Linked DNA regions of Mus musculus: region 1 is linked to region 2. Evidence: chromatin loops called from intact Hi-C (ENCODE). Cell type or tissue: gastrocnemius. All regions are shown on one strand. Links, peaks and the distances in the headings refer to the core of each region. The heading gives the core; the rest is flanking DNA. Region 1 overlaps Cd276 (CD276 antigen). Region 2 overlaps Neo1 (neogenin).

Region 1 (14,767 bases), core at 4,198-12,197, 330 kb after region 2:
ATTTCTCTTTTCTATTCATTTATTGCAAAAAGGATTGCACATCCATTGTAAAACAAACAAAAACAAACAACCCCCTCCCCCAAAACCCAGATTGTATCAAGTAGAAGACAAATGTGGACTTGTCCTTTACTCCCACATTCTAGGGATGGGTTCACAATCAAGCTTCTAGATCCTTTGTTCATGGAAACCATCTGTCTGTTCATGCATATGTCCATCCACTCATCCAACCACTTAGCAGGAAGCACCGAGGTCCCTACGGGGCAAGTCTTCTTCGCTAGGATTAAGGATGTAAGAGTTAATGGAAGCACTCGTAGTTGCTACTCAGGGAGGCTCTGAGGTGTCAGGTAAGGCACACTGAACAGCAAGTGGCAGACTTTGTTCTTTCTGACCTTACTGTTCAGGAGAAAGCGGTTTTACCATGCCTTCTCAGCATGAGCGACTATAATGGTAAAAACCATCCCTTCTGAGATAGGAAGGAGGATCTTGTGCTGTAGAAGCTGGAAGCAGCTCACTGCATTGAGGGGCAAGTGCAAGGAAGGAGAGGAGGGGAAGTGGGCAGAGTCAGGTCAGATCGGGCTTCCTTGGAGCTGAGCTGTTATTCAAATGGATGAGCAGGTCTGTGGTCCCCCCTGGAAGGGTGTGATTGGATGCAGTGCATGCTTTATGAGTGTGTGTCTGTGTGTGTGAGTGTGTATCTATGTATGTGAGTGTGTTCATACAGGGGCAAGCTTGTCTATGGCTCTGTGTGTGTGTGTGTGTGTGTGTGTAAATAGAAGCCAGAAGTCAAACACCCTGCTTTTCTGTAGGACAGTGGTTCTCAACCCTCCCAATGCTGCGAGCCTTTAATACAGTTTCTCATGTTGTGGTGACCCTCGACCATAAAATGATTTTCATTGCTACTTCGTTACTGCAATGTGCCACTGTTAGGAGTCATAATGTAGATATCTGATGTGTGACCCCCCCCATGAGGTCGTGACCCACGGGTTGAGAACCGCTGGTGTGGGTGCTGGGGCTCTAAGCTCAGATCCTGTTTGATATGCTTTGATAAAGTGGCAGTCACTTTATCCACCACCGAGCCATCTCCCCAGCCCCTGCATCAGTTCCTTTAGATTGCTGATAACTGACGACTTGATTGCTAACAGCCCAGACCATATCCTTCCTAGGAGCCTTAGTTAGGAAGTCTTTACTGAGGGTTTCTGCAGAAAAGCTGAGCAAAGACTCTGATTGGTTACAGCTTGGCTCACATCCCATCCCTGAACTGGGAGTTGGACAAGGGTTTATCCCTGAGTCAGATCTGGTCACAAGCCCAAGCTTGAGGTTGAGCCACAACCTCCCTGCATATCGGGTAGATTCCCTGCAAGGGGGCTGATCCCTGGAATCAGAAGAAGCCACTGGAAATAAAAGAGGAATTCATTAAGGATTGTGGAGAAAATAAGCATTCATGTGGAGCCTCGCCCCTCAGGGGTGTGAAAGCGTGTGTGTGTGTGTGTGTGTGTGTGTGTGTGTGTGTGTGTGTGTGTATGTGTGTGTGTATGTGTGTGTGTCTGTGCACACACGCACACCCGCCTGGAGTGTTACTCCATTGCCAAGGAGGAAAAGCACAGATGGCCAGGGGGAACTAAGCAAGCCAGGTGAAGAAGCGGAGATCTGTTTTAATTTCATCTGGCCCTTGGGATTGGCTGTCCTTATGCTGAGCGAACTTACGAGTCATTGTCTCCAAGAAGCTGTCAGGAATATTTCAAGACAGTCTGGGGTAGAACGAGGAGAGGGGGTGGAGGTGTGGGCCACAGCATCCCAGCTCCCCGCTGCACAGAAGCAACCTGGAATCCTTAAGTGACCTCTGCCTCATCTTCCCACAGCATCTCTCTCCCAGGGCGCCGTCTTCCCAGAATATGCGGTGACGGTGACGTTCCTTCTTCACTCCATCACTTTCTCTGCCACCTCCTCTCCCAGACGGAGGAATGTCCCCTTCTCTGAACAGTCCTCCCTAAGCCTCCCTGAAAGTTGTCAAGGAATTGCTAATCCTCCTTACCCATGTTACCAGTATGCACCGGCACCAAAGGACTGGCCATATTATACTTTCATTATACATTGGTTCTCCAAACCTTTCCCCTATATTTATTATAAAAATGTGTCATCTTAGGGGCTGAGAGGATGGTGCTTGCCTTAAGTGCTTGCCTTAAAAACACAAGGACCTGAGTTTGAATCCCTAGAACCCAAGTTAAAGCCACTGCGGGAGGTAAGATAGGTAGATCCAAGGGCTTGTGGGCCAGCCAGCCTAATCAACTATGGAAGTTGAGGGGCCAGTGAACTGTCAGAACACATGGAACAACCTGGGAGCTCCAGTCCTCCCCAGCTTCATCAGAAGCAGGTAGCTAGATATGAGAAGGTGGCACTGAGTGCAAGGGCTTAGGGCCACACATTTGATAATCTGGTTTTTTTTTTTTTTTTTTTTAGTGAATTATGTGACACAGTTGCCTGGTGGTGACCTTGTCAAGGGATTGCAAATATTTGCAGGGCCAGGAGAAAGGACACATGCTTGCTGTGTGGTTGTAGGGGCTTCATGAGGACCAATATAGGCTGTCCTGAGAGAGAGATTTGGGCTCAGTGTAAGGAAGCATTTTCTGCCAGTGATCTGCTTCAACACAAGCAGACTGCCTGGGGGTAGCTGGTGTCCATCCTCAGAGAGAGCATAGGAGCTGAGCAAGGGTGGCCAGGGAAAGGCCTCCTGTTCTGACACCTAGCCATCCACTTCTGAGGTTACTCCAGGATTTGCCCTGGGGCCTCTTCTCGTTCTGCTGGTCCCCAGTCTCTGGTCTCTGCGGGAATCCCAGCTCTGGTTTCTGTGGTCACCTTGTGTGAATGACTTCCCCTGTCTCTCACTTTGCTGGGGAACGAACCTAGCTTATTTTCAGTGTGATTTTTTTTTCTTCCCCTGGAGTATGCCTCGCTCCCTCGTCTCCACATCCTATTCTGTGGGCCCACATTCACCCATTTGTTCTAAGCATCAGTCTTTGCTCTTTTCTTACACACCCTGGGTCACTTCCATCCGTGAAATAATCTCTTAGCTGGGCTCTGTGATCCATCGGTGATTGTCAAGACTGTCTGTAGCTCACATTTTGAGACACCTATTTTAGACGGTTCCTTTTGTGGCTCTGAGCAGTAGCAATTTTCCTAGGGTGGAGAGAGAAGGAAGAGATAAACAGAGAGGGATGGCTCCCTAAATTAGTTCATTCAGATGCCGTAAGAAAGACCAAAATAACAGTGACTTATGCTGGAGCAGATGCTTACGTCTCACCCATGTGACCATCTGGCTATATCCAGGGTGGAAACCGCAGCCCCAGAGACCCTCTATCTTGCTGGCTTGTAATGCTTGCCTGGCAGTTTGGTCCTACAAGGTTTGCCTCATCTCTGGTCCATGCATTGGAAGGGGGAGGATGAAAAGAAAGAAAGAGTGTGCCTTCCATCTTTAAGGACCTGACCCAGAAACTGTACTTGTTAGTTCTTCTGAAATCGTATTAGCCAGGAAATGATCCTGTGGCCACACCCAGATGAAAGGGAGTCTGGGATCTGTAGTCTTTAGCTGAGCAGCCCTGTGCCTGACTACTAATGCCTCAGGAAAGAACAGATTTAAGGAAATAATTGGTGTCTTCTGTGGTGACATGGCTGTATGTATTTCAGTGTCACTTGCGTGATAGTACTAAGGATTAATATATTAGAGATCCACTAAACTTAGCGAAGGTTTTCTTTTAGAAACATTGCACTCAGAGAGAGGACGTTGACTAGTAAGATGATGGCTCAGCAAGGCGAGGTGCCTATTTCCAAGCCTGACAACCGGAGTTCAATCCCCAAGACCCATGTGGTAAAGAGAGAACCTCTCACCTCTGTGCATGTGCTCCATGCACGTCAATGCTTAGACGTTAAATATTAAAGACTTCGGTGAATAATTACAAATTAAACAAGAGCCATTTATTTTATGTGTATGAATGTTTTGCCTGCACGTATATCTTGTACCATGGGAGTGCCTGATACCAGAGGTCAGAAGAGGGGGTCAGATCTCTTGGAACTGGAGTTGCGGATGGTTGTGGCCCACCATGTGGGTGCTGGGAACTGAACCTAGGTGCTTTGCAGGAGCAGCAAATGCGTTTAGCCACTGGGCCATCATCTCTCCAGCCCCCCCCCCCCCCCCGCTGCCCACACTCTCCTCCCTTTTTTTTTTTAAAGTTGGTGTGATCATTTTTTAAATTGTGATAAAACACCACGGCCAAAGGAACTTATAAAAGGAAGAGTTTAAGTTTAAGAGCTTACAGTTCCAGGGCTTTAAAGTCCATGATGGCAGAGCGAAGGCATGGTGGCAGGAAGAATTGAGAGCTCACAGCTTAAGCTGCAAGCAGGAGGCAGAGAGCACACTGGGAACAGCACCAATCTTTGGAAACTTCAAGCCTGCCCTTACTGACAACCCTCTTCCAACAGGGCCACACCTCCTAATCCTCCCTGAACAACTGGAGGCCAGGTATTCGACTGTATGAATCTATGAGGGTCATCCTTATGCAACCCCCCACTGTGGGAGACCTTAGTAAGACTGTACAGTGAAGTGGCAGAGCCCCAAACCTTGGGCTCATTTTCTGTCATTGTGTGTGTGTGTGTGTGTGTGCTCGCGCGCGCTTGGGTGGGCACTAGCTGTGGAAGCCAGTGGACAACCTTGACTGCTGAGCCTCAATTGTCGTCCACCTTGTTTTTTTATTTAGTTGCTTCTGTTTTGAGACTGGCTCTCTCACTAGCCCACAGCTCACTAAGCAGGCTGGGTTGGTTTGCCAGTAAACCTAAGGATCTGTCTTTGTTCACCTCCCCAGTCCTGGAGCGAGTACCACCATGCCTGGTAGTCCCTGAGTTCTGATGATCACATTCAGTTCCTTCTGCTTTCGAGCCTTGGTCTTTCATACGCTGCCATATCAAGGAGATGTGCTTGAGAGGCAGCAGATGGGGCTAAGATGAATCTCACATTGCCCAGCCTTACGTGGAGAGCTGCTCCAGGTCCTCAGGACACACTCGGAGGCTATGATGGCTCTCAGATGCCACACAGCAGCCCTCGTGGAATCTTAAAGTGCACCTTAGTGAAAGGCATGTCTGCCTTCTGTATTGGGTCTGCTATTTGAGAACATGCAGACACATTAGTCACCTTTGTGCCCACGGCCTCTGCTACAGGTATTCCATGCATTATTAAAGGGATTGTCCAACGCACAGGCGAATCTACATATATATATAAGGGTTCCTTCAGTTGTACACGACAGAAACTTAGCTGGTCCTGGATTAAGGGGGAAAAGATTGGCCCATCTAGGTCTGCATTGGGTGATGTCTTAAGAGTGTCCTTGGGTCCTAAATCTTCTGGGATTGGTTGAATCTGCATGCAGTAGCTTCAAAAGTGAGAATGGCTGTCTCTTACCTACAGTGTCTCTACAAGAGGCCAAAGCACTCTGTAGTCTTTCGTGGGGGTGGGGGTGGGGGCTCCCTGGAGTGTCTAGGCTGGATTACAATGATGGGCTTCCTGAGTCCAGAATGAAGGAGAAGAATCAAAGGGAACAAGGCTAGTGTCCACTCTGGACGCCTCTCCTGGGCCTTCTGGAGTGAGGAACAGCTATGCTCTGGGAAACTCAACTCTGCCTGACCAGGAGAGGGACTCTTTGATCCCACATATTCAACAGACATTCACAAGTGATTCTAGGTAGGGGTAAAGCCCAGTAGCAGGAAATAGCTTGCAGCATGAGAAGGCATCCTAGGAAAAGCCTTCAGTGACAAGTAGAGATATGTAGGTCTTCTCTTGTAACTATTGTGGAGCCATGGGAGATTCCTAAGCAGGGGAGGACATGAGCTGATTCCTGTCTTAGGTCTCAAGAGAAGGCACCTGAGAGAATTGAGTTTGGTAGGGGTGATATGTGGGACTTACAGGATCAGTAAAGGGGTCCCTGGTGGCCCTAGATGGCAGGCTTAGGCAGCCAAGTGAGGGGGTCCAAAAATCGCTGACAGACTCCGGATTTGTTTTTGTTTTGAGACGGCATCTCTTGTGACCCAGGATGGCCTTGCCCTCACTCACTACATAGCTAAGAATGGCCCTGAACTCCTGATCGTCCCGCTTCTGTCTGGGAATGCCCAGCTTACCGGCATGTACCACCACACCTGGTTTAAGAGGGGCTCAGAGGTTGAACCAGGAGCTGTGTACTTGCTGGGACAGCACTCCGCCAGCTGGGCCACATCCCAGCTCCCTGGTTTTGCTTCTGTTTAGAAGTAAACAAGGACAGAAGCCTTAGAAGCTGGCAGCTCTGTAGGCTTTAGCTTCCCGTGGCACGTAGCCAGCAGTACAGGCAGCTGCCTGCTAGGTTTTCCTGCAGGCTGACGGTGCCCTTGTCAGGCAGGAAGTGGTGTCCCCAAGGGTGCCACTATGAATTGGGGCTGCTGACTCAGCACCTAGACAGCCAGGCTTTGAGGCCACCAGACTTTGGACTGGAAGCATCTGGAAAGGAAGTGGCTGCCCAGGGCTTCCCCCGCAGTGAACCGTGGACAGCCAGGGAAGTGGGTGGCTGGCCAGGATGCAGGGTTTGGCTGAGGGACTCCCTCTGTGCAGCTGCCTGACATGGGGGGGGGGTCGAGAAAGTGTGTGATAGGGATGGAAGGGTTGTCCCTGTGTACCTGAGGCTAGACCACATGCTTGGCTGTAGGCAGCATTTGCTCCATCAGAGGTAAAAAGGAGTTCGGAAGGATTGGGCTCTTTCAGCTCCTGTGTTTGGGTTTGTTTATGTATTTGTTATGTATTGTTATGTATTTGTTTGGTTCTCCTGCTAAATGTGACCAAGGCCTACGGTCTATCTCTGGAGGTGGTCATGGATACAAAATGTTCATATTCTTGCTAATTACTGTTAGGTGGGACGGGTGGACATGGGTCACATGGCTTGAGCAGGCAACAGCAAGAGACACAAGAAGTGCCTGCAGCCTGCCTGAGTCAGGCACCTGCAAGCTAAACCCAGGGGAGTCTGGGACCACCCTGGGCTAGGCTTGGTCTGTTGTAAGCGATCCAACTCTTGCTGAGGCCTGACGCTGACCCCAGCCCTGCCCCTGGTCTCTTTCTTCTCTGCTGGGCCTTGGTTGTTTGGTACATGTGTATTAAACTAGCAGATGTCTCTCCCAGACTCCACATCCTTACATTTCTGCTACTCCTAGCTAGGGCTCTGTCCTGGGGTTTCTGCACACATGCTCCTAACCTAACATGCCTTGGACAAAAGGCTCCACATTTCCTGCCCCAATAACCAGGTCTCAGAACCAAGTGTCTTGACAGTTGCCTTCCCGTGTCCTATGCTCTCAGATACTGTCACTGTGATCTCTTCCTGCCTTATCACTCGGCTGGCCCCTTTCATCTACCCTGCACATGCTATCGAAGTAGCCCTGACAATGTGGTTTCTTTATTCCAGAACCCTCAGTGGCTCCTGGCTACCTTTAGTAGTTGAGTAGACGTTTCAAGTTGAACCCTAAGTCTGTCTAAAGTCTACCCCTTTACTGTCCCATTTCTCCCATCAGCCAAAGTGACCTGGTACAGCCTGGACCCCAAGCTCATCGGCTTTGTCTGGCTGGCCGCCTGGCCTCTTCCCACTTGGATTTGGATGATCCTGAGGCCTTTGGAGGAACTTCGAGACAAAGGCCCCTCTTCCTCTTCCACGGGCAGGAGCAGCCATTCGCCACGGAGAGCCCAGCTGTCAGCTGTCTCACAGGAAGATGCTTCGAGGATGGGGTGGCCCCAGTGTGGGTGTGTGTGTGCGCACAGCACTGGGGGTGCTGTGCCTCTGCCTCACAGGTGAGGGGAAGGGTCATGATCATGATGGTATGTGGGGATGTCCACTCCTCCCTGGGCTCCAGCCAGGCTGTCTCTGTCTTGAAGAAGCATATTGATTTCCATCTCTGGGCTCCACAGGCCACCAACCTCCTTTACCTTAGCCTCTGCTTCTTCATCTGTAAAATGGGACAGTATGCTATGATAATGCAAGTTCCTGAACACACTGTGTGAACTCTGCTCAGGACCATTGCCGAAAACTTTCTGTCCTCAGACACAGGCATGACTCCATTCTTTATTTTGTTGCAAACCTTTGCTCAGATGACAGGTCATCAGCATGCTTTCTTGACTACTTTGTATAAAACAACATAGCACTCTTCCTCCCTCCCTAAATCATCCCTGCCCCGAGCGCTTTATTACATTCTTCCTATAATTTACCTCCACTGGACATATGGTTCCTTTGCTTATTGCCTGTTGTCACCTCGCTCATAAGGCAAGGTCTAACCTCAGGGACTGAATGGATGATTGCTATGTTCACAGTGCTCTGTCCCCATGCTGAATAAATTCCCACCTAGTGCTTGGCTAAGTAAATGCCCTGTTTAGGTAGTCATCCACCTTATGGAGAAAACAAAGCCAAGTGTCTGGCGCCATCTAGTGGTCATCAGAGACAACACCATCTCTATCCGTGGGTGTTCAGACTTCTTTTTGTGTGAGTGTGTTTGCTTGGTTGAGACAGGGTCTCACTATGTGTACCTGGCTGTCCTTGAACTCATTATCTAGACAGGCAGGCCTCAAACTCACACAGAGATCTACCTGTCTCTGCCTCCCAAGTGTTGGGATAAAAGGTGTGTGTCACCACACTTGGCCTGGTTCTAACTTCTTTAGAAAGAATTTTGGGTGACTAAGCTCCATGTCCTAGATGTCCCCTACAAGGGGACACGTAGATCTAGTTGGCAAAGATGAAAACTGGCCTGAGTTTTCATGGAATCACTGAAAGATATCAAGGGCCAGCTTCAACCTCTAGACATCACATACTAAGAAAGAGTGTGTGTAGAATTCATAGTAAAAGACTAATCACAAAACAAATACAAATTTTCTAAGCCTTATATGGGTGCTGTATTCAGCTGGCTTCATTTGAAGCTTGTTTGTGCTGGAAAGTTTATAGGATAGAAGGCACGGGGGCCAATAGCGGAGCCTGTTTCTTTCTCTCTCTCTCTCTCCCTTCCTTTCTCCCTCCCTCCCTCCCTCCCTCCCTCCCTCCCTCCCTCCCTCCCTCCCTCCCCCCTCTCTTTCTTTCTTTCTTTCTTTCTTTCTTTCTTTCTTTCTTTCTTTCTTTCTTTCTTTCTTTCTTTCTTTCTTTTTTTTTTGTTTTTTGTTTTTTTGAGTCAGGGTTTCTCTGTATAACCCTGGCTGTCCTGAAACTCACTCTGTAGACCAGGCTGGCCTCGAACTCAGAAATCCACCTGCCTCTGTCTCCCAAGTGCTGGGATTAAAGGCGTGCGCCACCACTGCCCGGCACCATTTTCTTATAACTTATAAAAGAAAGCATTTCCTTTGGGGGCTTGCTTAACAATGTCAGAGGGTGAGTCCATGACCCTCTCCATTATGGTGGAGAATATGACAGCAGGCAGGCCCGCATAGCACTGGAGCAGTAGCTGAGAGATTCCATCCGATCCACAAGCACAAAGCAGAGAGGAGAGCACAGGCTTTTGAAACCTCAAAGCCCATGCTAGTTACAGATCTCCTCTAACAAGGCCACACCTCCTAATCCTTCCCAAACAGTTCCAACAGCATTCAAACATATGCACGCGAAGGGGGGGGGGGCACATTCTCATTTAAATCACCACACATTCCTTCCTTCTCACCCTTCATCAACCAGCAAATATTGATAATTCTCTGGGCTGCATCTTAGATCTGGCTGGTTTGCTCAATCCCTGTGGCTGCTCTTCACTGCAGGGCCTAGAACTTGCTATGTTGACCAGGCTGGCTTCAAATTTATGGAGATCTTCCTGCCTCTGCCTCCTGAGTGCTTAGCCTTTCGCTGACTTGTGCTCATAGCCTCATGTGTCCTTTCTACAGCTGTGTCGCCATCACTTCTTTTGAGGACCTCTGAGCTGGTCTCCCGACTACCCACCCCCTCACTCTTCCACGATAGAGTCTCCCTTTATAGACGAGCCGGGGTGAGCTTCAGGCTTTGCTACCCAGATCACATCTAATAATTAGTGCCCTCCGTAATGACATCCTCTCGAAGGTGGGAGACCCCAGGTTTCTTCCAGCATCTCTCAGAGCCCCGTCTGGCTGGCCTCCAGTGGGCTTTTCCATGTGCTCTTTCTGATCTGCACCTCAGGGCCTTTGTACCTGCTGGTCCCTCTTCCTGGGACACACTTACATGTGTTTCATAGAGCTCCTGCCTCACACCTTATTTAAAGACATGGGTATTCTTTCTTGCATAGAAGTTAAGTATGTTTATTCATGAAGAGAAGAGAAGGAAAGGCACTCATGAAGTTCTCTCACCCAAGGGAGTTCACTGAGAACAGTGGGTGTTTAGTTCTGCAGGCACCCTTCCTATACAGATAGTATTTGTAGGAAAATGCAAGGGACCTGGCAGGTGGAAAGAAGCTGCCAGGCTTGAAAGCTGCCTCTTCTTTGGTTCTTTCTTTTTCTTTGACTTTTATAAGTACTTCCTCTTTCTTCTCCACCCACAGCTTCCCTTTTTTTTTTTTTTTTTTTTTTTTTTAGAATAGAGCGGATCCAAAGCTGGGTGATGCTCTAACACCAAGCCCTCCCCCTCCCCCACATTGTCTAATCACAAGCTGATGAACATCTGTGTCCATCACAAACTGCCTGCCTTCCATTCCGACATAAACGAGCTCCAGGGTATGACCTGGGTCTTGGTCCTTGTTGCATTTCTAATTCATGTTGGCAAATAGCTGCCTGCAGTGAGGAACATAGATAGGAACTTACTCTGAGCCTCTGACCTGAAAGGAAGCGTGTGCAGAGCCTAGAGGTAGCTGGAAAAGGAGAGAGACCCTGAGGAAACCTCATCTTTCCTAACTGCCCTACCCCTTCCAACTCACCCCCAGGAGCTGTGGAAGTCCAGGTCTCTGAAGACCCCGTGGTGGCCCTGGTGGACACGGATGCCACCCTACGCTGCTCCTTTTCCCCAGAGCCTGGCTTCAGTCTGGCACAGCTCAACCTCATCTGGCAGCTGACAGACACCAAACAGCTGGTGCACAGCTTCACGGAGGGCCGGGACCAAGGCAGTGCCTACTCCAACCGCACAGCGCTCTTCCCTGACCTGTTGGTGCAAGGCAATGCGTCCTTGAGGCTGCAGCGCGTCCGAGTAACCGACGAGGGCAGCTACACCTGCTTTGTGAGCATCCAGGACTTTGACAGCGCTGCTGTTAGCCTGCAGGTGGCCGGTGAGCGTGGAGAGGGGTACCCTCTGCTTCCACTCTTTATCCTTCTGCATGTGGCCTCTCACACGCTGCTGTACCACAGATGAGCCTGCGCTAACAGCCTGTGCGCCTTCCACTATCTCCTGCACTGATGCTGTTGGTGATGATCCCTGTCCTCTGCCACCCTCCAGCCTTCTACTCAAAGCCCAGCATGACTCGGGAGCCCAACAACCTGGGGACAAGGTGACATCATATGTACCAGCTCCCGGGGCTGCCCAGAGGCTGCGGCAGGGCTCAGCAGCCTGGCCTTGTGACGGAATCTTAGGTGGCCAAGGAGCAAGGCTTGTTTGATGTGCACAGCATGCTTAGGGTGGTCCAGAATGCTAATGGCACCTTCAGATGCCTGGGACTCAACTTGGTGTTACAGTAGGATCATCACAATCCACAGAAGCCCCACGGGCTTTTAGTTTTTGGTTTTAAGTGGCACCTTAAAGGGGAGTAACTTAAAGGGGAGTAATTTAAAGGGTTATAGCGTTTATCAGTCACACTTGAAGTTAAAGGAAGTTAGTTCCTTATCTCCAGTCTCCCAACAAGTGAGATGCTTGATTGTGATAGGATGGTGGGGGAGGGCTCTCCAGGTAGCGAGGAGCCACTGATCGAAGGCCTTCTTGACTCCCCAGACTCCAAGGCCGTAGAGACCTCCTGGAAGGATGGAGCTGCATCTGGGTCAGCAGGTCACGCACAGGAGAGGGAAAGGAGTTCTGCGGGGAAGGGGTTTGCTCTTGCGGGACTCTCGATGATCCTATCACCCCAAGTCTGGATCCCAGAGATGGCTCTTGTCAGTCAAGAGCAGCCTGCTATGAAAAATCAGATATGAGACTCAATCTGTCTCGAGAGAATGAGAGGGAAGAAGTCCTGGGTTTTGATGGAGGAAGAGGCTGTGGAACGGCTGCAGAGGTCCTATTCCTCCTTAATGCTTGGTCTCTGTGATTCTGACTCAGGAGGCATGGAGGTCCAGGTCTGAAGACCCTGGGGTATCCCTGATGGGCAGTGACACCACCCTATGCTGCTCTCCCCCTCTAACCCCACCCCACCCCCACCCTCGAGCCTGGCTTCAGCCTGGCCCATTTTAATCTCATCTGGCAACTCAGACACCAAATAGTTGGTGTGCAGCTTCCCTGGGGGCTGGGTCCAGGGCAGGCCTATCCCAGCAGCACAGCATTCTTCCCCGCTGGCACAGGGCAGTGTGTTCTTGAGGGTTCCGTGCATGGATGTAGCTGATGAGGGCAGCTTCCCCTGCTTTGTGGGCATCCGGAACTTTCGCAATGCTGCTGCCAGCCTGCAGGTGGCAGCTGAGTCACAGGCGGGAGCATTCCCCACTCCTTGTCCCCTGCATGCAGCCCGTCCCCTGTCCCACTGCTCATACCACCATCAAAGAAAGCCCCAGAGCTGGCTCCTGACCCTCAGCCTCTTGTGTCCTTCCTCCATTGGATTCCCCTGTGCTGACTGTCATCGCTCTCTGCCCTCTGCCACCCTCCAGCCCCCTACTCGAAGCCCAGCATGACCCTGGAGCCCAACAAGGACCTACGTCCAGGGAACATGGTGACCATCACGTGCTCTAGCTACCAGGGCTATCCGGAGGCCGAGGTGTTCTGGAAGGATGGACAGGGAGTGCCCTTGACTGGCAATGTGACCACATCCCAGATGGCCAACGAGCGGGGCTTGTTCGATGTTCACAGCGTGCTGAGGGTGGTGCTGGGTGCTAACGGCACCTACAGCTGCCTGGTACGCAACCCGGTGTTGCAGCAAGATGCTCACGGCTCAGTCACCATCACAGGTAAGGGGAGCCTGTGAGCTGAGGAAGAGCTGAGGGAGCAGCTACCTCTCCTCTAGGCCCTAACTGGAATATCAATGTAAAAGTACTGGTGGTCATATAGATTTCAGATATTCCAAAGCCTCCCCAGTGAGGAGTCTTTAAGGGACTTGTTTTCTTGAGCTGATAAATCTTTTGTCACATTTGCTTTCCATGGTACTTGTGCCTCTTACTTGGACCACAAAGTACTTTCCTGGAATCTAGAGGGTAGGTGGGATTCTGGGGCAGACACAGGCTTGCTCAGAGACCTGCTGAGTGAGGATGTGTTTTCCAATGGGCACGTCTTTGGTGTGGAAAAAAAAAGTCTATTGTCCAACTGTGAAACCCCAGGAGCCTTGAAGGTGCATCTCACTCAACTGGGCCAAGAAGGAAAGCACTTCTCCCTGCAGACTAGAGTGCTACCATTGCACTAGTCAGAGTTGTCTCTACTGCCCTCATGTGGTCAAATGCTAGATTGAGACTCACACTGGAGGAGTCTCTTAAATCTCTGGTTTCCAGGTCAGCACTAGTTCAAGTAGGCACCTTCAGTGCTTGGGGATCTAAAGAGGGTTCAGGCTCACCTTCATGCCAAGGTGGACAGTCACTCTCTGTGTTTGGCCTTGACATGTCTCTGTTCAGTCCTTTAGTAGATCTGTGTGCTGGGTCTAGCTTCCCAGTGCCTCCCTCTGGGCTGTGTGAGCTTTCCCAGGGTCCTCTCTGTCTCTGAGATCAGGGTGTCTGTCACTGGTCCTTATCTTTTCTCATCCCATAACTTCTGCCTGGCACCCTCAGCCCACCCAGCTTTCTACTTCCAAGGGTTGCCAGTGTCTGTGTAGACCTTAGGCTCATTGCGGCTCACCTCTCCTGCTGAGCGTGCTGGACCTTGTGTGGGTTTCTCTCCTGATGAACTCAGCCAGTGGCCAGCATTCATGCTTATCTCCCAGGAGTAAGTCTTATTCCTAACTCTTGCTTTTTTAAGGTGTCACCTAGACCTCCCCAAGACTGAACCTACCTTCGCTGTAGAGAGCCAGTCTATGCAGCCTCTAAGGGAGTCCCTTCCTCAGCTCTCTCATATTCTGAGGTACCACCTTGATCTTACAGAGAACATCGTAGGAAAGCCGTGTTTCACTGGGTTGGAGAGATGCCTTAGTGACTAAAAAGCCTTGATGCTCTATCATTGAAGACCACAGAGTTTACATCCAAGCACACATATATCACGTGGCTTGCAAACATCTATAATTCCAACTCCAAGGGATCAGATGCTCTTTGCTGGCCTCTGTGGATACCCTCACACACATGTGTGAACACACGCACGTGTGCGTGCACACACACACACACACACACACACACGCATGAACATTCTTTTTTAAAAAACAACAACAACAACAACAACAGGTCTGTTTTTTTTTTTGTTGTTGTTGTTGTTTTTGTTTTTATAAGAAAGACCAAGGAGTCTGGAGTGAGATGTAAGATGGACAGATGTGTGGAGGTTATCAGGAAGGACAGAGGACTCATGATCAACCTGTACCAAGTGGGCTGGGATGTCTGTAGTATGCTTGCTGTGAAGCAAGGGTTTGTATGTGGAAAGAACAGTTGCCCTGCTTCAGAGAACATTACCTCAGTAGATAGCATTGACTGAAAGGGATTTCATTTGGGCTGTTGTCGTCAAGCACAATTCAGACGAGATGGAGGCTCAGGGAA
Region 2 (14,767 bases), core at 2,289-10,288:
GTCCTCGTCTCAGACGTGCTGCACTGACCATCAGGACCCTGAGGGTGCTACTAGCTCCTCTTACTTGGCCAGCTCCCAAGAGGAAGACTCAGGCCAGAGTCTTCCCACAGCCCATGTCCGCCCTTCCCACCCTCTGAAGAGCTTCGCTGTGCCAGCAATCCCACCCCCAGGACCTCCTCTCTATGATCCTGCACTGCCAAGCACACCATTACTGTCCCAGCAAGGTGAGTGAGAGGAGCAGCATCGACCGAGGGGCCGCTGGCTTCGACCCAGCTTTGGGATAGAGGTCTTTACCACTCACCCTCCGATACCACTCTCACATCCCTTTTTTCTTTCCTTTTTTCTTTTCTTCTTTCTTCTTCCTCCTTCTTTCCTCTTCTTTTTCCTCCTCCTGCTCCTACTTCTCTCTCTTTTTTTAAACTGAGTTTCTCTGTGTAGACCTGTCTGTCTTGGAATTTGCTCTGTAGACTAGTCAGCCTCCTGAGTGCTAGGATTAAAGGTGTGTGCTACCACCACTTGCCCCTCCCCTTTACTTTTTAAAGAAAAAGCAATATCCTCCAAAGTTTTCATAGCAACTTAGAGAAGCTCTGTGTCATTGTCCCCTTTGTGGGGAAAACATACAAGCCATAGCATAATGTAGTGGTGAGCAGGGGCTGAACTTTTGAACTGTGATTTCTGTGTGGGATCCCTGGTATTAAAATCCAGTGACATAGGTTTGGACAACAGAGCTGGTCCATCTAGGCCCCTGGAATCACCTCACTCTAAAAGACTCTTCAGGCTAAACAAGGGCCAGGGAGGCCAGGTCTGAAAACCAGGAGTCTCAAGATAGTGAGCACTCATTTGCTGTACTTCACAGCTCAGCAAGGGACTCTGGCCACTGCTTATTATGGTTTGTTTCAGAATAAGTCTGTGGTTCTCAAATTTTTTCAGTCTCTCAAAGCCTCTTCAGCAATCAGTGCTAGTCTAAAGACACACGGATCAGGACCACTGCCAAGGCTGAGAATGGATGGACTAATCTAAAATCCCAAAACAATCTTGTTTCTGTGTATGGAGTATGTCAGTACTTATCATATTAGTAATTAATACAAGAAAGTTTTTTAAATTTTAATTAATTTAAAAGATAATTAGCACATTATTTTTTTGGTGAACAGTTATCACTAAGTTTCTCTTACCTTGTAAGTGTCCCACACTCAGTCTACTGTAATAAGTTGTTTTGGTTGTTAAAACTCTGCCCTCACAGATACATACTTGGCAAATGGCAGTGTACTTTCATAACCTTTTAGATATTTAGGAGCTTTCGTTTTTGGAAAAAGGGGGCTTCTGTACTGCCCACACCGGTCTAGAGTTCTTAGTCCTTCCGTCTCATTGTTGGGATTTCCGATACATGCCACCGAGCCTAGTCTGGGTATTCTTTTTGATACAATGGAAAAATTCAACAAGTTGTAGCTTCTCCAAGACTGATTTATAGTGCAGCATCTCTGTCTGTCTGCGGACTCTGCACAGTCTGGTCCACTAGGTTGCATTAGATTTAGCTTGCGCTTTGGATGTGTAACACTAAAACACACGTTGGACATTTGGAAGATATTGGTTCAATAACTTTTAAAAATCCTCCAAATATTCACACATTCATTGTAAGAAGCTTTCACAGTCAGATAACAGAAACAAGTCTTTCAAAATGGTAATTTTCACAAAAACTTTGATTTTAATATTGGCAGTATCTGTCATATTTTCCTTAAGTTCATAGCTCATTCTTTCTATTTCTAGAAAATATCTGGGGCTAGAGAGATGGCTCAGTGGTTAAGAGCACTGACTGTTCCTCCAAAGGTCCTGAGTTCAAATCCCAGCAACCACATGGTGGCTCACAACCATTTGTAATGAGATCCAGTGCCCTCTTCTGGTGTGTCTGAAGACAGCTACAGTGTACTTAGACATAATAATAAATAAAGCTAGGAAGGAAGGAAGGAAGGAAGGAAGGAGGAAAATAAATGTCTGAATGACCCATGTGTCAATCATCTTTGAATTAAAAGTTTTGTTGTTACATGATAAAACCTCAACTGGCAAGTGAGTCTATCACGGTCCCCTTCTTGAAGATGGTTCTGTGTGTGGTATATAGCAGAAACATTTGCATTTTGTTAAACACATGTAATTTTGAGAGTTAAGATTTAATAAAACAATTTCTTATTGCTTCATTAAGGGTAATATACTAGCTTGTTAAAATATAAAAGCATGACCCTAGTTAAGTTCACAGCTTATTGCTGCTGTCTTCATTGCTAAGGCTCCTAACAGTCTTGCCCATGTTGCTGTGTACCCTCAATACAAATAAAACCTAGTAAAAAAAAGGCATGTGTTCCTTAAGTGTCACAATGAATGAGCTTTTACTCCCAGGTATTTATGAGTAGTCTGTGGCTCACCATACTTTGAGAACCATTGGGAGAAAATACTAGTTTTCTAAAGGCAGTGGAGTGTTTCTCTGGCCTCGTGGTTGCCCTCTTGCCTTCTTCCTTCCATCTTGCTCTGATAACTTTTCAGAGCAGATCCCTGTCTGAGCCTACAAGCATCCCTCACATTGAAACAGCTTCCACCCCTGGTGGACTGCTGAGGTCTAAGGGATCAACCTTAGCCACAACCTAACAATGCCCTTTGCCCCTCAGCTCTGAACCATCACATTCACTCAGTGAAAACAGCCTCCATCGGGACGTTAGGAAGGAGCCGGCCTCCTATGCCAGTGGTTGTTCCGAGTGCCCCTGAAGTACAGGAGACCACCAGGATGCTGGAAGACTCCGAGAGTGTAAGTTCCTGGGGCCCTCGGCTTGGCCAGGATGTCCTAGGGAGTTGCTTGCATGCTATTAGCTGATTGTACATTTGTGTACACTGAGGTCTTTGCCACCATAGATATAAAGCAGATTTAATCACTCATCAAACAGGTGTCCTTGGAGCATCCCCATATCCTGTGGGAATGTACTATGGGTTTGGTTTGATATCAGACCTACTCTGATAAGTCTTACAGTGCTTTATCATCCCATCAAAGTTATATATATATATCCTTCCTCTCATTTCTGTTCCTGGAAGAGAAGGTGCCTAAGATTGTTTTCAAATTCCAGTATTCAATGTCTGCATTTCCAGATACTGGGTTCTCTAAAGAGAAAGCTTAAGCCCAGAGATGCTGGGTACACACATTATATTGCTCTGACAGAGATCTAGAAGAGGAAGCAACAGAGCCTCTCTGCCTTGTGAGGTCATTGTGAGCTGAGGAGTATGTGTAAGTCAGGAGAAAGGCATTGTGTATTGTGAAGAAATGCTGTCTTTATTAATGGCCTTGAGTATGTCCGCTGCTTCTGTTTTTATGGAGTCCACCTGGTTTCTGTAGGCCAGCGTCCCAGGGCAGTTTTGGCCAGGCTACTTGGAGCTCTGGACAGCTCTTCAGATCATTCCCAGTAATGGTGTTCTTCCTTCTGTAGAGCTATGAACCAGATGAGCTGACCAAAGAGATGGCCCACCTGGAAGGACTAATGAAGGACCTAAATGCCATCACAACAGCCTGATGACCTTCGCCTGGACATGACTCCAAGCCTGAGTCTACAAGTCTCGGAACTTAACCTTGAAAACAAGGAATTGTACAGAGTACGAGAGGACAGCACTTGAGAGCAGGAGCCAGCAAACCAGCCAGTGCCTCCATGTGGGGTTGGCTCCAGGCACAGCCACCTGCCTTCTCCTGGTCAGCCTGGATTACACTTGTGTGGAGGCAGCTTCCCTTTGCCTGCTGAGAGCCTGCAGGACTGGGCACTATGGGCCAAAATTTTGTGTCCAGGGAAGAGGCAAGAAGTACGACCTGCCTTTTGCTTTGTGGTCAGTGGCTTGTGTCTTTGTGCTGCAACTGCATCACTTTTATGGAGTGTAGACATTGGCATTTATGTACAATTTTGTGTCCTATTTTATTTTACCTTAAAACACTATCAGAAGCCAAGGGAGTCTGTGATGTTCTCTCAAGCAGTTGACACTTGACTGTGGTTCCAGTTACTTACGGAAAGTCATCAACAGTGAGGTTGTTTGACACCACTGACAGGCATTGGCTTGTTGTGGGTTTCATTTTTATTCTTAATTCTGAGACATTGCATCCTCTGCCAGCTGTTAATCCATCACTTTGAGGGGAGGACATGTTGCATTGCTGTTTGTAAGCTTTTTTATTATTTTTTTATTATAATTATTAAAGGCCTGACTTTCTCCTCTCATCACTGTGAGATTACAGATCTATTTGAATGAAATGTAACATTGAAAAGACTTGTTTGTTGCTTTCTGTGCAGATTCAGTATTGGGGTGGGATTGGGGATTGGGAATAGGAAATGGAGGGGCTGCTGAGGCCCTGTGAATGTTTCTGTCAATGTACTTTGTTCCAGAAGCCTGCCGAGAATGAAAGCAGCATCTTTAGTGTCCTTTCCTGGCATTTCCATCTTCGTGTCACTGCATAGCAACTGGAGTTTTGTTTGGATCTGGTTATAAATTCTTGTACAGTGGATGACTTTGGTGATTTAGCTGCCCTGGTATCTTGGTCATTTCCTCTTTGGAGTGTCCACACTGAGGTCTCTATCAATGTATGTTTAATTGCTTGAGAGATGCCAAGTAGAACCAGAGCCTGACTGTGCTCTGAGAAGCTACAAAGCACAGGGTGGAGACTCCCTTTGTGTTGCTAGTATTGGTTCTCTCTGGAAGGTTAAAATCTAAGGCAGGATCTTGGTTTCCTATTCCAAATAGGATGCCTGCTTCTCTGGGCACCAGTCCTCAGCCAGGCAGCTCTCGTGGCATTGCAGAGGCTCTCCTGAAAAACATCAACCAGGGTGAGAGCCAAGATGGGGTGGCACCCATGACGCTTCCCCACATGTTTCTTCAAGGAGCAGAGGACAGAGATAGTGGAAAGAGGGTCAGCAGAAGCAGGTGCCTTCATCTATCCCAGCAGCTCAGCCAAACCCCAGTTAGAATGAGGCAGCAGGAGATTCCAGGTGTGCTGAGGGTTCAGCCACACGCAGAAGACGTTGCAGAGTGTTAAAGAGGTAAGCTGAGGTGTGTATTTGGTTGGCTTTGTTGTTGTTGTTAATGTATAATGAAAAGTATAAGACTAACCCTCAGGCCTCATGTTCTCCAATAGATCCCTGGAAGACAGTATAGAAAGTCAGTCGGGCTTGGGCTCCTTAGCCAGTGAGACTACTCAGACCACCAGTGGCTAGCCTAGCCTACCTGTCCTTGAACATGGGTGATTTTACCCCTTTGAGGTCTTAACCCTTTTTTTACTTTCAACAAGATGAGCTCTTTGTATGATTGCGGGCGGGGGATATGAAAATGCAATGATCTAACTCCTGTTGCTCTTCTAGCTGGTCACATGACGGCACCAGGCAGGGTTCTGGGACACCCGGTGTGCTTTGACTGTTCTACAAAAAGCTGTCAGAGCGTTCTGGCCTCCTGGAGGCTAGATTCCTCAGAAACTGTCTAGCCTTTGCCCACAGAGCATGCTATGTAATTAGAGCACTCCTTCCCATGAACCCCAGCACTTGTGTTACCTCAGGGCCTTGGTACCTGGATACTGCCACAGAATTTCCATGGGGCGGGAAGGGATGTATTTTTAAATAAAGTAACTTAAAAGTTGGGGAAATTTTTTAAATTCAGAAAATGCAAAGCTATTCTGTATTACACCATTTCACAATTTAATATGTCTTATATTTTCCTGTGACTCTGGAAACTAAACCATTGTGTGTCTTGTCGTGTCCTAGTTGAGCTGGGGCCTAGCAGCTTCCTTCCAGTGGGTGTGGAGCAAACGTGTATGTCGCCTCGCTACCTGCTTGAGGGGTCCGAAGGGCTGCTGGGACTGAGTTCTGTACACACTTGTTTGGCCTTTTCTGTAGTTGATGCTGTAAAACTCTATGGCTTTTTAAAAACAATTTCATGTTTTTATTTTGTATTGGAAGTCCAATACACTTTTTTAATCCAATCAAACTGGTCTGGTCAAAAAGTTCTTTCCCTTAAAAGTTCAGGGGCTCCTACTTCCAGCTTCCGATGACTTCTCTGTGGCTCTCACTGCTATAAAGCAGGATTTAGAATGGCAATCTGGGCAGAGGTAATAAAAGAAATGTCTGACTGCCAGCCCCAAAGATGTGTCTTCTTCCTGTCCATATCCCACTGTTACCTCTAGGGGAAGGAAGGAGGGGGTGGGGAAGCCCAAGGAGTGGCAAATGGCGCCTAGCACAGAACCACCCTGAGTTGCACAGCATCGTGCTGAGGTGGCTCTCCTATGCTGGAGAGGCTGAGCTCCACTGTTAAGATCTTTCGGTTTCCCATGCCTAGAATAGTGATGACCTCTGCAGCCACAGGCCCCCTTCCATCTCTTAGCCTGTGACAGAGCTAGTGCTAGATCAAGAGTGCAGTGTCCCTCCGTCCTTGTGTCCATCTGCTCTGCTGACAGCCTGTACTTAGAAACCTGGATAGAGCCCACCATCCCTGTTAGTGGTGCTCGATTGTCCTCAGGATAGTCCGAGTCTCCAAAGCTCCAGGAATGCTTGCCTGCCCTTACCTCAGCATCCAGACAGACAAATAGGTACCAGATACACTGCTACTGCAGCCTGGAAAAGCTGCTCTTGAGATTGGATCCCTTTCCGGCCACATCGATCATCCGAGCTATCCCCTCTGCATCCCTAGGTGGCACTGTTGGCACACTTTCCAATGATGGCTCTGTAAGTCGTTCTACAGGCATGTGGTCTCAATACAGACAAGAATTTCTTTTCATGTTGCTCTCTGACTGCCTCCAGGTATACGCAGTTTCTGACTGACGGTAGCAGATGCCTGCCTCTTGGATGAGTGGACAGATAGCCCTAAAGATAAGGTCTAGGGCCTACTAGGAGGCTTCTTCCATTAGCCCCTCCCTACCTTGCAGACACCTCAAGTTGATTGGTTGGTCCTTAGAGTTATGATACCTGGGCCCCTTTGGAGTCCTGAAGTACACTTGAAAGAGAGCTGCCTGCCTCGCAGAGTCCTTAGAAATCATGCTCATGCCACAACTACTACCTTGGTTCTGAGAACTAAAAGGAAATTTACCTCAAGACTGGCTCCAAGTTGAACAACATGGACAAAGCTCTGCAGGGAAAGAAAACCTCCTCTGGCCCCAGTCAGTCATCTCCTCCCTCCTGCCAGGGGTAGGTAGCACCGTCTGGAAAGACTAGAGAGCATCAAATAAGCCACCAAATGGTTAGCTAAGGCCATGTGAATAAGCAGGAGCTAAGAGGAGCCACCCCTGGCCACACAAAAGATTCCAGCAAGTGCTATGCTAGTGACCTTGGGTTTCTGGCTGCCAATGAAAAGAAATCTTAGGGTACTGGGGGAAGATGTATGAGAGATTAATTGAAGGGAAGTACTCTAGTTCATTCTGCTGTAATAAAAACGGACAAAAGGCAGCTTAGGGAAGAGAAGGATGTATTGGGCTTACAATTCCTGTCACAGTCCACGAGAGAAGTCTAAGCTGCTCTACTTGGTGGATCACAGCATTATCTCCAAGCAAGGAATCACTTCGCCTCCAGAGGAGTAAAGAGAGATGAAAGATGCCTCTTGTTGGCTACCTCACAGGCCAGCTTACACTCAGCTTTTTACTTACACAGTTCAGGACCACGGACCTACAGATGGTACCATGTGCAGTTACCTGGGCCTTCCTACATCAGTTAATATAGCAGTCTGCCATAGACCTGCCCACTGGCCACTCTGATCGAGGTAGTTACTCCTCCGTGGAAGCTCTCCTCTCAGATGACTCTAGGCCATATCAAGTCAACAGTTAAAGTCAACAGGAATATAAATAATACTTTAGACTCCTTGTGCTATGTAATATTGGAATAATACACTATTTAAACTTACCATAACCCCTAAGCTTAGTGTTTGTTGTTGATGTTAAGATGTCCTTTACCCAAAGATAAGAGCTGAGCAGTTGCTGCATTTCAGAGAAAGGGTAATTTGAAATTTCCTTAATTATGAGTAGGGTGGGCCTGGAAAGTTGTACCTTTAAGAAGATTGGGGTAGGGGCTGGAGAGATGGCTCAATGGTTAAGAACACCAACTGTTCTTCCAGAATTCCCAGCAACCACATGGTAGCTCACAACCATCTGTAATGGGATCTGATGCCGCCTTCTGGTGTCAGAAAAGAGCAATGGTGTACTCATATACATAAAATAAATAAATAAATCTTTTTTAAAAATAGAAATATGTTTTAAAAAAAAATAAGAGAGTGGGAGAAGTGTTCCCAAGGGGAAATCAAGAGAAAATGGCTTGAGGCATCCAAAAGAGCTTCTTAAAGTGAGTGGCTCTGCAGCGTGTCCTAATGCTGTCTAACCTTGTATGAAGTAGGTCTCTTCCAAAGTCTGCAGTGACAGCTGCTCTGGGCACAAGGCACTGCCCAAACAGAGCAGAGCCTCTAGACAAGGAGACGAGCATCAAAAGCTTGGCCTAATGTGGGTGGGCTCTCTGGAAGCAAGACCTTAAGAGTCTGAAGCTAAGAAATCCATGGTATCAAGGAGAGGTGCAAGACTTTCACTACAGTTGGGCCATAGGCAGCAGTGTCCAAATCCTAAGAGGTCCTGGGCCCCATTGTACACGTTCTCAGGGTCCTGGAGCAGACTCCTGTCACCTGGTTGCTAGATGCTTGCCCCCGCTATGAACACCTCTATGCTCTCCCAGATGGGAATGTGGGAACCACTTTATGCTCTCTGCACCATACACTTTAACTCGTTGCTCAGCTAGTTCTCAGCTCTACCTCTCAAATGTGCCCCCAGAGTGCCACTTCCTTGTCTGTTAATCAGTCTAGTCTCACATGGAATCTGGTGATGACCATTTACAACAGGCCAGTATCTTTTTTTAAGTTAAGTTCTGTCTCCCTTGCTCAACATCATGCAGTCTCCTGCACAACAGTTCAGCATGACCCACCTTCCCATTCCCTTCCCTTTCCCTTCCCCTTTCCCTTTCCCTACTTGGCCTGGCAACAGAGCAGACTGCCTCTGCATAATATGTGTTGTGTGTGGCCTCTGTACTGTTTCTGCTTTCTCTCTCCCTCTCCCCTTCACCTCAGAACTGGCTCTGTCAGAATATGTGTATTTTAGACCCAATCTAACTAGATCCCTGATCTTTTTTTTTTTTTAATGTTTCTTCCAATACATAAGAACTTTCTTAAGGAAAGAACTATATGTATTTGGATTCTCCACCTTAGTGCCTAATGCACTGTAGGGTTTTAGTAAATGAGTTTCTCTTGTGAGAAAGATAAGACCTGAAGTCTGAGAGCTAATGCATCCTGACCCAGCGCTGAGGGAATTTGATAAAGCTCTTCCTGCACAGGAGCACGTCGTTAGGAAGGCTTGTTCGGAAGAGGCATGTCCACCGAGTCTGAGATGTCAGGAGAGAACCCGTATGGGCAGATAGAGGTGTTGCAAGGCTGCCCACTTCACATGGATGTCTGAAAGAAGACAACTCTGAGGCATCCGTGTCCGGCTCAGACTCCTGTCACTGGGATAAATGCCAGAACTCCAACAGGCCAGTACAGAGGCTGAGGCACGTGCACAGGACTGGCTGGGTACCTTCGCTGGGTAGAGTGAGCTGGTGCTATCCAAAGGGCACAAGGCTGGAACCACTTGAACTGCATGTGGCAGAGCAGATGCTGCAGGTTGGGGCTCAGCCTAGTGAGTTAAGGATAATGTGGGTACCTTTCATAAACTCAAAAACAGGTCTTGGGATGGGGAGATGGCTTGTGAGTCAAGCGCAGGGACCCAAGTTCAAATCTCCAGAATCCACAGAAAGCTATCCAGAGTGGCACAGGTTTGTAACTACAGCACTTCTATGAGATAGAGACAGATAGGTAGAGAGAGGGATGCAAGAGAGAGACGGGAGATTTCCTGAAAACCATGGTGCAGCTAGCCAGGCATACACAACAACAAACAACAGAGACCCTACCTAACAAGGTGAAAGTCGAGACCCAATGCCTGGAGTTCTCCAGCCTCTGTGCTCCTGGACTCACACCAGCACACACAGAGACACACAAAGGTCTTGCTGAGAATTCTGAGTGGTTTACAGCTTTCTGAAAGGAAAAGAAAAGCTGGGATTCTTGAAGGAAAATGATGAGAGCAGGCTCCTATAGATGAAGTTCCTTGGGAGATGGTAGGTTAGAAGAAACTGATTATGAACAGTCTGGACTAACAGAAGGGAAGCTGGCTGGAACTGAAGCCAGAGAGAATGTGGGATGGGCAGGTATTACGAAGAAAGGAATATTTCCAGTCTATCAGAATGAGTTTTCCTATCCCAAAATTAGAGAAATTATACAGTTTCCAGATACTTCTGGAGCCTGTGGTGCCTGAGTACGCAGCACAAGTTAGACATATGTTGCTGACTTGTTCCCAGCCTAGAGGAGGGCACAGATCCTTCACAACAGAAATCACCACCCAGCATGGAAACCTGAGCAACAGTTTGGCAAAGGACACCATTTCCAGCCCTGCGCAGAAGCTTGGGGGTCATGAAGCTGGTGGAGAGAATGGTGCAATTCCACTCAAGAAAGGAACAGCTTCCCTCAATACTGCTTGCTTGGGCCAGATCTAACAAGAAAACAAAGAGCAGGTAACTAGTTACAACAGAAATGCTTCTAAATGAGTTTTCTAAAGAGAGTAAGGAATAACTCTAATGAAGGAACAGAGAATGGTAAATTTCTCTTACCGTTGTTTTTGCTGCATCCCATGTTTGGCAGGGTGTCTGCCTCTGTGTGTGTGTGTGTGTGTGTATGTGTGTGTGTGTGTGTGTGTGTGTGTGAGAGAGAGAGAGAGAGAGAGAGAGAGAGAGAGAGAGGAGGGGAGGGGGTAGTGGGGGGAGAAGGAAGGGGGAGAGAGAGAGTCATTCTCTTCTGATCATAGAATATACTTTATATGATTTCATCTCTATTAAATCTATTCAGACCTGTGGTCTGTCTGGAGAATGTTCCATATGTATGTCAGGGTACTGTTGGAGGAAGTGTTCAGAGACACCTTTAGGTATAGTTGGTCTAAGTTGTCCAGGTATTCTACTTGCTTTTTGTTATTTGAAGACAGGCTCTCATATAGTTCAGGCTGTCCTTAAACCTCTACTCCTCCTGCTTTTGTCCTCAGGTGCTGGGATACAGTTGGGCACGTCCACATCTGGCTCCCAGTGCTGGGATGCAGTTGGGCACGTCCACATCTGGCTCCCAGTGCTGGGATGCAGTTGGGCACGTCCACATCTGGCTCCCAGTGCTGGGATGCAGTTGGGCACGTCCACATCTGGCTCCCAGTGCTGGGATGCAGTTGGGCACGTCCACATCTGGCTTTAAATCAGTGCTCATGCATCTTCAGTTCATCTGCTCTATCCCATACGGAAAGTGGAGTGCTGGCTGACAGTTATTACTGTTGGCCTGTCTGCTTCTTCCAGGTTTACTTCATGCATTTGAGGGGTATGTATTTTTATAAATGTTATATTTTTTATTGGTTACCCATTTTCATAAAATATCCTTTGTCTTTGGCAATAATTCTGCCTTAAAGTGTCTTCAGTATTAGAGTGACACTCTGGTCTTCTACTGGCTGTTGTTTTACCTGGTATATCTTACACATTTTTTCTTTTCAACTTAGTGATATATTTGAGGATAATACATATCTGTCTCTTGTAGACAGCATACAGCTAGATCATGGGTTTTTTATCCTCTCTGTAAGTCATTTGCCTTTAATTTGAATGTTTAGTCTATTTACATGCAATGCATTTACTGATATGATAGAAGTTACATCTGGCATATTCCTATTTGGTTTCTCTATATCTTGCTTTTTAAAATAATTTCATCACTGATTCTGACTTTTCCACTCCCCAGATATTTTCTACTGTGTCATTTTAGTTATCTGGTCAGAAAACACAAATCGCTAAAAAATGGGCAAGTTGGTCATCAGCAAAATTAAAATATTTGACCTTTGACAGACATAAATAAGAAAATAAAAAGGTAGACCACAAACTTATGGAAAATAATTCCCAAACAACTATTTTATCAAGTACTTATATGTTGAATATTTTAGTTATAATTCAACCATAAGGAAATGGAGGGCTTGTGAGAGACAATTGTGTAAACCTTTGAATAAGCATTTGTTACCACAGAGCATATATGGGTGGAAAACAGATGCCGAAAATGACACACAGCATCTTTAGTCCTTGTGAAAATGCAAACTGAAAGCAGAGTTTACATGGCATACCTCTGGAGCTGATACATACATGGCAGCTGATTGCAAGCGTAAGGAAATGAAGTGACTAGGAAGCTCGGATAATTGCTGATAGAAATGCAAGCAGCCCTTCCACTTTGGAAAATGAAATTACAAATATATTAATCATATGACTCAGGAGAATCATTGCTGGGTATTTATAATCAACAAAAACTTATATTCATTTTGAAACAATTAGAAGAATAAGTTTTTAAGTGTTCTCACCACAAAAAAATATGACATATGAAGTAATACATGCCCATTAGCTCAATTTAGCCAGTTCACTAAGTACATATTTCAATGCATTATGTTGCGTATGATAATTTGTATTTGCCAACTTAAGTGTTTTAAAAATCCACACTCATATGTCTTGAACAGAGATATTCATACTAACTTTATTCTTAATAGGCAACAATGAAAACAGCCCAGTTGTTCATCGATGAATAAACAAATCCTGACCAAGCCATACAAGGAAACTCAGCACAGCATCCCATGGGCAGAGCTCAAAAGTACTGGGCTAAGGGAAGTACATCAGGCAGGTGTGGACTAAGTGCTTCTGAGTCCACTTACATGAAATCTCAGAAGCAGCGGAACATGAGGGCTACAATAGCAGGCTGCTGGGAACCAAGTAAGAGGAAGGAACTGAAGCGGGTGGGAGGGGGTCGTGGAAATGTTCTGACTCTAAGTGTTGAGGTGGTTGTAAGACCTCATTGTCTCCACACTTAAAATGGATGAATTTTGCTGCATATGAATTATACCTCAATAGGAAGCATCGATAAAGTTAGCAATAGTAACAAAACCATGAGCAGCTAGAAACAAATCCAGTGAACTGTAAAACCCGATGAAGACCATTATAAAACCATATTAAAAGAACTGGCCAAGATGTTCAAAGCTGGTGTACTAGTGAGTGTTAACTATCAGCTTGACACAGGCGACCGGAACCACCTGGGAAGAATCGCAATGGAAAATTACACAGATTGGGCTGTTCTGTGCTCGTGTTCTTGGGAGATTGCCTTGACTGTTAACTAATGTTGGAAGATGCAGGGCATCATGGGTGGGGCCGATCCCTGAACAGGGAGTCCTGAGCAGTATGAAGGGAGAAAATGCGCTGAGATTAAGCAGTAAATCAAGACCCACGTGTCTGTTCTCTCTCCACTCTTGACTGTGGGTGTGACACTTGACTTCAAGTCCCTGCCTTGACTTCCCTGTAGTAATGGACTGTAACCCGGAAGTGTGAGGCAAACAAGCCCTTCCTCCCTGATGTTGCTTTTAGTTGATTATTTCATCACCACACTGATAAAAACTGACAACTGGCAAGTATTCCAGGTCCCTAGTCTACATATACAACCTCTTTTGTAGTTATGTTGTGGCCCTATGGCAATGGAGTATGAAAGAAAGTGACTGAAGAAGATCAGAGTAGGAGAGATGTCTTAGGCAAAGAAGGCACTAGGGAAATTTCTAGAATTTGAAATATATTAACAAATGTAAACTTCATTTTAATATAGAAATCATCCGCTTATCAAAACAGATAAGAGGAGAGGGAGGAAAGGAGGAGGGAAGAAAAGGAGATGGAGGGGGAAGGAGGGAGAGAGAGCACATGATACCAATCACACATAGAAAGGGGATATTTGTGACACATAGTTAATAAAAATTTATTGTGTTTTCCTAATATGTGTAAAAGTCCTACAAATCAACAAAAAGACAAATGACAATAGAAAATAGAACAAAACTCGTAAATTCCTGTTTCTCAGAAGTAAAAACACAAATTAGTATATGAACAAAGTATATGGCAAATTAGTATATGAACAGAGACCCAGTGTTACTAGTAATTAGAGTTTTGCTCATTAAAACACAATTATTAGCACTAGGCTGGGAGAGGAAGAAGCCTGATGACTCCCGCGTTATTGGCAAGAATGTGGAGCAAGAATAACTCATACCCTGCAGGTGGGAGTGTAAGTTGTTTGAACTACTTAAACAAGTTGGCATTGTCTCATAAAAAGAAGATTAATTTGTCAGTAACTGCTCCACTACTGGATATGGAGCCTAGAGACAGTTCAGCAGGAACCTCGCAACTGGGAGCTTTTGGAACAGCGGTGTTTGCAAGCGTGAGAACCTGACTTGCCTTTCCCATCTCCAGACTGGAGCCCTACACAGGTGAAACAAAGAAGAGACCACAGCACCCCACAGTGATGTACAAATAAATGTACAACACAATGGCAAATTCGTTTAACAACTGTTTTAAAACCAAGAATTCAGTGAACTACAGAGCTTAGAGGAGTGTGGCCCACCCCACCACAGGCAATAAAAAGACACTTCTTGTTGCTGTAACAGGGCTTACTCTGTCCAGGCTGGCCTTAAGCTGGCTCTATGGCTGCCCTTGACCCCTAGCCCCTCTGCCTCCACCTCCTGAGTACTGGGGTTATAGGCATGTGCCACCATGCCTGGTCTTACGCAGTGCTGGGGGTGGAACCCAGAGATTTATACATTATAGGCAAGTACTCTGCCAACTGAGTGATATCC

What was found. A loop is a pair of places that touch in the nucleus more often than their neighbours do. Peaks named below come from ENCODE experiments on the same cell type or tissue, not always from the same donor. Only the 100,000 strongest peaks of a DNase experiment are listed, where the experiment ranks them.
Region 1: a loop joins it to region 2, with 3 times the contacts of the local background. A loop is called at or near these places in 24 of 42 quality-filtered maps.

Annotation. Positions count from the first base shown.
Region 1 is chr9:58,533,740-58,548,506 of GRCm38, reverse strand. It overlaps Cd276 (CD276 antigen), which reads left to right. Exons shown (of 8, transcript NM_133983.4): 2 at 7,567-7,840; 3 at 10,900-11,238; 4 at 12,755-13,051. The coding sequence starts at 7,762. Gm51678 (a long non-coding RNA gene) reads right to left here. Exons shown (of 2, transcript XR_003948170.1): 2 at 14,492-14,767. Among named protein-coding and RNA genes, the nearest start is that of Cd276, 14 kb to the left of the region's middle. In gastrocnemius, for the core only: a CTCF peak has its summit at 8,463 (motif pointing left); DNase peaks (open chromatin) are centred at 6,355 and 8,464; H3K4me3 peaks cover 404 bases; H3K27ac peaks cover 2,223 bases.
Region 2 is chr9:58,866,049-58,880,815 of GRCm38, reverse strand. It overlaps Neo1 (neogenin), which reads left to right. Exons shown (of 28, transcript NM_001042752.1): 26 at 1-224; 27 at 2,652-2,788; 28 at 3,459-6,137. The coding sequence ends at 3,542. Among named protein-coding and RNA genes, the nearest start is that of Hcn4, 50 kb to the right of the region's middle. In gastrocnemius, for the core only: a CTCF peak has its summit at 6,683; DNase peaks (open chromatin) are centred at 3,715, 6,684 and 9,549.